2 separate regions of the Homo sapiens genome follow, and region 1 is linked to region 2. Evidence: chromatin loops called from intact Hi-C (ENCODE). Cell type or tissue: heart left ventricle. All regions are shown on one strand. Links, peaks and the distances in the headings refer to the core of each region. The heading gives the core; the rest is flanking DNA. Region 1 holds the start of LINC01108 (long intergenic non-protein coding RNA 1108). Region 2 overlaps LOC101928354 (a long non-coding RNA gene).

Evidence for each region. Peaks named below come from ENCODE experiments on the same cell type or tissue, not always from the same donor. Only the 100,000 strongest peaks of a DNase experiment are listed, where the experiment ranks them.
Region 1: it touches region 2 in a loop (1.9-fold over the local background); 1 of 110 quality-filtered maps calls a loop at or near these places.

What each region holds. Positions count from the first base shown.
Region 1 is chr6:14,281,792-14,286,189 of GRCh38, reverse strand. It overlaps LINC01108 (long intergenic non-protein coding RNA 1108), which reads left to right and starts at 736. Exons shown (of 2, transcript NR_108097.1): 1 at 736-1,134; 2 at 3,002-4,398. It overlaps LOC124901266 (a long non-coding RNA gene), which reads right to left and starts at 369. Exons shown (of 2, transcript XR_007059465.1): 1 at 1-369. In heart left ventricle, for the core only: a CTCF peak has its summit at 2,442; no DNase peak of the experiment used is centred there.
Region 2 is chr6:14,582,724-14,587,121 of GRCh38, reverse strand. It overlaps LOC101928354 (a long non-coding RNA gene), which reads left to right. Exons shown (of 4, transcript XR_241980.4): 4 at 1-818. Among named protein-coding and RNA genes, the nearest start is that of LINC01108, 300 kb to the right of the region's middle. In heart left ventricle, for the core only: a CTCF peak has its summit at 2,441 (motif pointing right); no DNase peak of the experiment used is centred there.

The sequences.
Region 1 (4,398 bases), core at 84-4,083, 300 kb after region 2:
GGATGGGACGGAGCAATGTGAGTAAATGAGGGACATCTGCTCCCGAGATTTTGTGGCACCCACTCATCAGAGGTAAAATGAGCCTGTAACATTTTTAACAATTCAAGCCTCTGGTGGACAGGAAGCTGATCTCTCAGGTCCAGTATGTGTCAGTCCAAAGGCAGTTGAAGATAGGTAAGATTTGATAAAACAGCACAACAAGACAATGAGAATATATTGTGGACAAACTGTGTGCCTAGGATCCTAGGGATTAGAAAAGATGTGGAAAACATCCAACAACTTAATTCCAACATATATTAAGTACTTCCTTTTTACCAGTACAGAGGATGCATGACATATAGTTTCATATAGTCAAGGTACAGTCACCGATGTAGAGTTTCAAATGTTCTATGTACATGCACGCACACACATACACACACATTAGAAGAGATGATCTACTCTTCTCTTGTTTACATGCTTTTCATGAAGCCCTTACAAAGAAAACCAAGAACAATTCCTCAAAACTCCATGCACAGCTTCCTCTTTGTGGATCCTGAGACTTCGGATGCTGGGACTAACTAGCCACTCACCGAGTCAAAGCTGGTGTGCAGAGAAAACCATTTCTCTCTTGTTAAATGACCTCGCTTCATCATAAAACCTTAAAAAGAAAGCTTCCAGATCATTTGTCTCCATCACAAAACTTATAAAAATGAGATGGAAAAAAAGTTAAATTATTTTGGCTCATAAGTTTCAGATGGAGTTGTATATTTCCCTAAAGGGTCAAAAATAGAACATTTATTAAACGACGAGTTATTCAAAAACCGGCACAGGCCCCAGTTGTCTTTCAAAAGCTCTGATTTACTGCATATTTCTCCCTTGAGAAAGGCCTTTTTTAAATGTTCATTTCCATTTTAAGAGACTGTGGGCTTTGATCTGTTGGGAGCATTCTTTTTCTTTCCCTGACTGGGGCCTGTCGGCTACTCAGGCCTGTGTTTTTCCATGGCCTTCCCCAGCATTCACACGGCATCTCCTGCATCTGCGTTCACCCTGGCTAATTTGGAGGTCAGAACTGGTGAGTCCCTGTAGCAGGTGACACCAAGAACCAATGAGCCATATTTGCTCTTCACACCTCAACAAAGATGCTGCTTCCAGGAGGTAAGAGAAAGGTGAGATGGGCTTGGGTGTCCCTACAACCTGCAAAAGCTGTCAAGTCCTCCTTTAAAGTTAATTTGAAATTTCATAATAAATTTAATCTTGTTACTCCAGGAAAGTCAAGGCACAGTCACAGTGATATTAAAATGTATTTTGCTTTTGAAAGAATCAGGTCCTTCTTTTATTTTTTGAGACAGAATCTTGCTCTGCTGCCCAGGTTGGAGTACAGTGGGATGATCATAGCTCCCAGTAGCCTCAAACTTGCCATCCTCCTGCCTCAGCCTCCTGAGTCGCTGGGACTACAGCTGCACACCACCACTACACCTCACTACTTCATGTCTTTTTTTTTTTTTTTAACTTTGTGTGGGTAATATCGATATGTGCTTGGAGTCTGCTGGCCATGAGTTTTTCTATTCCAGACAAGTTGGAAGATCAAGGGTGAAATGGGTCATTTTTAATATCAAACCTGTTGCCCTGCTTTGTTTTCAAATCACACCACTCTTCACCCTCTGGCCCCACTAGGCCTTAGTGCAAATTAGTAAAAACCTCCCCCTTGAGGGGCAGATACAGGGCCCTGCCACTGTGTCCATCTTGGTGAGACACCAAAGGCTGGGTTTTAGTTCCCACTTGCCTTATAAACACAGTTGTGCCTGTACTCCCACTTTGATCCCCCCTGCCCACAGGTGCCCAAAATACACACACACATACACACACACACACACACAACCCTTGAAATGACTGGAGTAGCACTAGATGATTCTTCCAGTGCTAAACAATTTATTATTTACCCACCTCTTCCTTTCCTCCTCTCTTTCCTCTTCTTGTCCTCTTCCTCTTCCTTTCTCTCTCCATTCTCTCTCTCTTCTGCAATAATACAGTGAGTGTTTGTGTAAGTTTCAAATCCAGCAACCTGAAGATTCGCCTCCAATGGCACAGGGCTGGACCGCACTCAGAGGTGGCTGCCACCCAATCGTCACTCAGCGTTTTATCGCTGGGCTATTCTGTTCGAGTGCTAAGCAATTGTTCACAGAAATAAGATAATGGAAAGAGCAGAGACAGAATGAGCAATGGAGAGAGTCGGGCCTACCATCGCGCTTACTGCTGTTCGTCACAGGTAAATGACACATACAGGCTTAAAAAGCAGCTCTCTCTTTTTTGTAGCCCATTTTTGTTTGTTTGTTTGTCAGATTACATGTTCGATCAATTGCGACAAGCCACTGTACCATGCAAGGCATTGTGCAATCCAGTATAAACCCAAACCTCCATGGGCAGAAAGGAAACCCATCCACACTGCCCTCTAAGGGCTGTTAACCACTGTGAAGAGAAGAGATCACCAGGGATTTTTTTCCCAGATGACTTTCTATGGCAGGGAGGGAAAGAAATTGTGTTCTCCAGGAGAAAGTGGTTAATTTTATTTTATTTTATTTTATTTTATTTTATTTTATTTTATTTTTGTAGCTGCAGGCAATCTGTGGATAAGTGGGTATTACCATCGTGGTACATCTCTAATTAATAAGATCAATTGCCACTGTATTTTCTTTTACAAACTCATTTAGATATGTCAGGGCTGCAATTATTTTGCGAATGATCTGTCTTTACGCTTATTCATCTTTCCTCTTCCTCAAGGAGCAAATAAAACTGTCAGCTTAAATGCCCTTTGAAGTCTGTTTTAAATCCTTGATTGAAAATTAAAAACAAAGCTCTCTAGCCTGGTGCCATTTCCAGGGTCAAAGTTCCTGTCCTCACATTGCTTTGTGTGTGTGTGTGTGTGTGTACACAGGCACGTGTGTGTATTGATTTCTGTTTTTAAAAAGGTAACATGTTGGCTTCTGAATCCCAATGTTGCACCCTTTTCTTTTCATCTCCTTAGATCTGCAAGAACTCTGAACTCATAGATTATGTCCAAACTGAGAAGCACTGGACAGTCATTTTGCTTATCTGCGGTTTCTCATTTCTGAGAAGAATCTCCATATGGACATTATCACTTTTGTTATAATCTCGAGGATGGTTAAGGTAGCTTTGATCGCCACTTTCATATCTCCTGTGATAATCAGCACCAATGGAATGTGCAGAAATCCATCCCTATTCCTAAGGACTCCTGATGTCATCTCACCAGGTGGGACGGTTTGTCCTGCTCGAGTCTGCACGCCCAGCTCCAACAGCTTCGCCCAAGTTTGGGGACAGGCTTCACCCAACACCCAGAATCTGTGCAGTTATTTGGCCCCTCATTGAAAAGCCTCTCACGGTTACAGACAAAATTAACTTGGTCATCCCTGCAGCGCCGGAGGGATACTTCTGGACTCTCTGTTTGGGGAGTGTACGCTCAAACCGTTTCAAGAAGAGATTTAAACCTCTTCTTGGAGAAGACTGAGGCTGGCACAAGGCTAACAAATCAAATAACTGCACCGAGGCAAAGCTGCCGTCTCTCCCGGGCTGTACCCTGCCTGCTTCTCCCATCCCTGCCTTCTGGCCGATTTGTCTTTAAGGTTTTAGCATTATCCCTCTGTTGACAAATGAATGCTTTTCTGGAAGATGAGGTATTTCCAGAAGCAGGCAGACACTGGCTGGAGCGCCGTAAGAGCTCTGCCTCCCTCGATTCGTTATGTGAACGGGAGAGGCCTGGAGGTTTTGCGCGAGCATTACGTTCAAGGTGATGATAAATGGAGTCTGGCCGGGGTGGTAATAAGGGAATTTCTAGCCAGATCCTGTCTAGACCACGGTTTGTTATGGAGGGAAAGCCACAAAAGGGGGCTATAGTACCCCGTTCCTCAGAGAAATTGTCCTCAGGGAGAGCCAAGCACATTTCCAGTCCGAACCTTCGTCCGGCCCCTCACTGGGGCCGCTGTAAATAACATTAGCCTGTCTTTCAGCAAGCTCTGGGAAGCTTATAAACCGAACACGGTTTTTGTTGTCTGTAGTTGTGCATTAAGCTCAGTACTGTCAAGTCTAATTATTCTCATTAAGGCCTGAAAGTTTTAGGGATTAATTAAGCAGAGAGCCAAAGCTTATGCAGAACAGCAATATTTTCCCCCTGAAGGATTAGCCCGTCATTCTGATGGGGTTTTCCTTGAGCGTTGCCCATTACTTTATAAGATAGCAAAGTGTGGAGCTCATATAATATGGATTAGAAATCGCCTACATTTCACATGTGCTATTCAGCCATGAAAATAAGTCCTGGCCCTTGTGCCTGTAACCCGGAAGGCTCACTAATGAGAACCAGGCAGTGGGGCTAATGAGAAATTCAATACGTGCCGTCTCTCCTTCCCG
Region 2 (4,398 bases), core at 184-4,183:
TTTGCTTGTGTTTTACATGTATCTATTATTAATTCATCCTTAAACCATCTGATACAGCTGACAATCTTAATTCCTAAACATGCCAACTATTCTTTTAGTTCCATCTCTCTTTTCTTGGCATCATTCCTCAAGAGCTCTCTGTCTTTCTTCTCCAATTTGGGTTTTGCCTTTTTGGGGTGCAGCATAGGTGTTTTCTTGTGGTTTCTCTTCACTACCATCCTGATTTTTTTCTCTCTCTCTTCTGTTTTAGACTCTCTGTTTCCAGGATCCCATGTCTTTGTTGTTGTTGTTGTTGTTGTTTATTCTCCCATTTAACCGACTCACATCAACATCTTTCTACCAGTTCTCCTGTTATCCTGGCCTCCTGTGTGATCTGTAACCCAAACACCTGGGTTTTTCCAGGAATCTTCAAGGAACAAGATCTTGTATTTGTGGCTTTGTCTGGGGCAGGTTTAAATTTCAACACTCCCTGGTCTGCTAACTCAGCCGCAATTCACCTCTCTTCCAGCTCTCAGCTTTTGTTGATATCAATTGTGTACTGTCATCTCTCAAAGTCTCTTTGGCCGTGTAGGCTTGAGCCGCTTTTTATATCTTGCTGATATTTTAGTGAGATTTCAGCAGGGAGAGAAGAATGGGTGTGTGGACACCTCTGTGCTGGGAACTGATTACTTGGCTTCCACACTTGGTTCAGCTCTTCCACTGAAGGCATGGGATTGTTTATTTTTCCCACAGATATTTTTGAAATATTCTAAAATGGAAGCTATTGCACTAACTGCCACTACATTATTTATTTTGTCATGTAGTAGGGTATCTGCTGAGATGGCCAGACCCCATTGCTCTATTTTTTTAATAGTATAATTTCTTTTTTGCTTTGCTTCAAAGACTCTAAATTATTTTAATAGGTTTATATATTTTTCTTTTCCTCTTGAATTAAGACAGAAGTAATTTTTCCAATGACTCTGTTATCTCAGTTTTGTATTAAACCTCTCCAGCTTCACTTAGTGGCTCCAGCAGGACAATCTAAGGTGTGTAATAGGAATGTCTCAGTCTCACTTGCCCACTCATACAAATGAAACCATGGTTATAAAAATACTCTTGCTGGCTGCAGAAAACTAAACTGCATCCAGGATTCTTTTCTCAATTTTTTTCCATGAATCCCTAGGGATATTAACATGTGTCCAGAAATCAGTTGTGGTCATTTATGACTTCACTGCTGGCTAAGCCAGGACCACACAGTAGTCCCATGCTGGAAATTTCTGCAGGGTTCACTCTGTAGTGAGAACATTGCTGGTACTGCTGGAGGTACCATTTTCCATGAAAACAGGCTCCTCCTCTCTCTGACACAGAGGAACTAGGCATCTCTAGCCTCAGCGTCAGTCACCCTTGCAGGTGACAGACAAGCTCCAGTGTTGGGTGCTTGGGAGTGGAGATTCTCAGGCTTTCTATGTTATGACTTGCCTCTTAACCCTGGCATGGCTGAGCTTTGGTCTTCCAGCTCAAACCCTAATAGATCTTCAGGGATGGGGTTCCCATCAAGCAGCAACCTCCACTCACTTGCAGTAGGTCTTTGTTAATCCATCCATGAGATATCTCCATGGTAAGAGGAAGGATATTCTCACCCAGCTTTACTGCCTGGACCCAGTGTAATCTGGCTCTATCAACTCAACATACTCTCACCACAGCATCCATCCTCCTTAAAACTTCCACCCTTTCCTGGGAATTCTCTCTCTCATTCATTAGGCATGCTTCTATATCCTAGAAACCCAAGGGGTATTAGAGTTCAATCCACCTTTTCCTCCATGAGCTCCTCAGTTCTTATGTGGATTTAAGTACAAATAGACTCAGGGGAGAATCCACCTTTCCTAGCCCTCTGTCCCAACTCTTCTGGCCAGCCATGTCTACTGCACAGTGTAACAGAATAGCTGAAGGGAAATTTTGTTTAAGACAGTAATCTCCAAAGTGAGTTTCACAAGTGGTATGGGAAGGAAAAAATATATAATTTCTATTTATTTATTTATTTATTTATTTATTCATTCATTCAGAGACAGAGTCTCATACCGTTGCCTGGGCTGGAGAGCAATGGCGCGATCTCGGCTCACTGCAACCTCCGCCTCCCGGGTTCAAGCGATTCTCCTGCCTCAGCCTCCCGAGTAGCTGGGATTACAGGTGTCTGCCACCACGCCTGGCTAATTTTTTTGTATTTTTAGTAGAGACAGGGTTTCACTATGTTGGCCAGGCTGGTCTCAAATTCCTGACCTCGCGATCGGCCTCCCAAAGTGTTGAGATTACAGGCGTGAGCCACTGCACCCAGCCAATTTCTATTTATTTTTTAATTGCATGCTTTAAAAAAATTTGCATTCATGTTTTACGTGCATGTGTAAACATTACAATCTATGGTCAAACATTTTTTCTGAGTGGAGTACAGTCTTGTAACAGTAGGTAATCCAGCAGTGTCCACAAGATGGACCTGTGGGGCCCCAGACACCCATTGTGTTCGTGTATTTAATAATTTCACTTGAAGGCTCACTGTTATAGTGTTTCTGTGTGGATATCAAGACTGCTTACTCGTTTTTACTTATCATTAGGGTGACGAAGGTTTTTGCTTTCCAGTCTCAGGAAATTCACACAATATTTGCCTACCAAGGCTTTTAGGTTCATAAAGCAACATTAAAATATAAAATAAATCGTATTGAACTTCTGGTATTACTACTGTTATTACCTAAATTTTGTCACCTGTGGTGAGATACATTTTCAATCTTTTTTCCACTTGTGAACCAAATGCTCCCTTTAGGTTTCTTTACAATTGCTATGTGGCTAATTGCTTTCAGCTACAGAAAGCCTAGATATGTATGGGTTTCTCTTTGAATTAGGCCTTCAAAAATTTGAAACAAAAAAAATTGACAAACGAATCTATTTACCACAGCAAACTGAACTGCATATATTCCTATTAAGGTCCATTTATGCATTGCTGGTAGACGTTGCTGACTTCCCAGACTTTGGGACTGGCTTATCCAGATGGACTCACGTGAGGCCACGTTGAAGAAGGGTAGCAAATCACTCAATGGCATAAACACTGAGCTGCAATATTCGTGTGGCAAGAGGGCATGTGTGGAGAGCATGGGCCGGGTCTGACTTGCTAGTTGCATAGTCTCTAAGGCCAGTGACTCAGGTGCCATAGAGCACTGCATCTGGGATTTATGCTGTCTCGAAGTCATGTGTTTCATTCCTTACTCCATATCCACGGCCATCGCCAGCCTCCAAGAGGACCCCTGGTGATCCCCACCTCCTGATTTTCATACCTGTATGGACTCTTCCCACATTGGACAAGGGGTGGTCTGTGTGACCAATAAAATATGGCAAAAATGATTGCATGTCACTTCCAAGATGAGGTTATGAAAGACACTGTAGCTTTTGTCTTGGTCACTTTCCTTCATTCTCTTTCTCTCTTGGATCATTTGATTCTGGGGAACTGAGATACCGTGTCATGAGCAGCCTTGTGGTAGGCCCTGTGCTAAGTGCTGGGTATACAGGGAGTGCACCATAATTGTGCCTGTGAATAGCCACTGCTCTCCAGCCTGGGCAACATAGTGAGACTCTGTCTCTAAAAATTTTTTTTTAAATTAAAAAAAATTTTTAAAAATAGAGAAAAAGGAGATGTTGACAAGATAAATAATGTGGGAAACTTAATAGGCAGAAGTATCTGAAATTCAACTAGAAGAAGGAACAGAACTTGTATTGATATTCTGGGGCCATACATAGCTCCAAGAAGAATTGCTGAGTAGAAAGATACCTGCTAGAGGAGTAAGTTGCTTTATGATCAACTCATGTATTCATTTTTTCATCCAATAATTTCTATTGAGTATCTGTTGTGCATTAATCACTGGGGTAAGTCAGAGGTAGCTCTAACCTTCATAAAGCTTAATTGTACAGAGAGAGAGAGAGATACTAATTGTACAAAGAGAATTAAATCGCTATTAAAAAATTATACTTAAATAAAAAGTTTCCTTTAAATACTGGGTATACAGAGTTAAGATACATTCCCATTTAAAAAAAAGTATTCAGTTTTTCAGAGGAGACAGCAATGTTCTCAAGCAGTGCAGTGCACCATAGTACGTGCAACAGCAGAAGAGTGCATAAATCTTCCCTGGAGCTTCAAGGAAACCATGCTTGTCTCAGCTTTGGTTCATTGAAGAATTGCCTTTTAAACTGGAGAGGAAAAAAAATAGATGCCTTGAGGCAAATGGGGAGGTGGAGAGGGGAAAGGAGTCTTTTCAGGCAGACAACTACAGATGTAAGGGCAGGAAATTGAGTTCTATATGAATTTAATGGGAAAAAAAAAGGAACTTAGAACTTTCTCTCATGGACCCCAATGGAAATATAAAAGATGTGTAAGAGAAA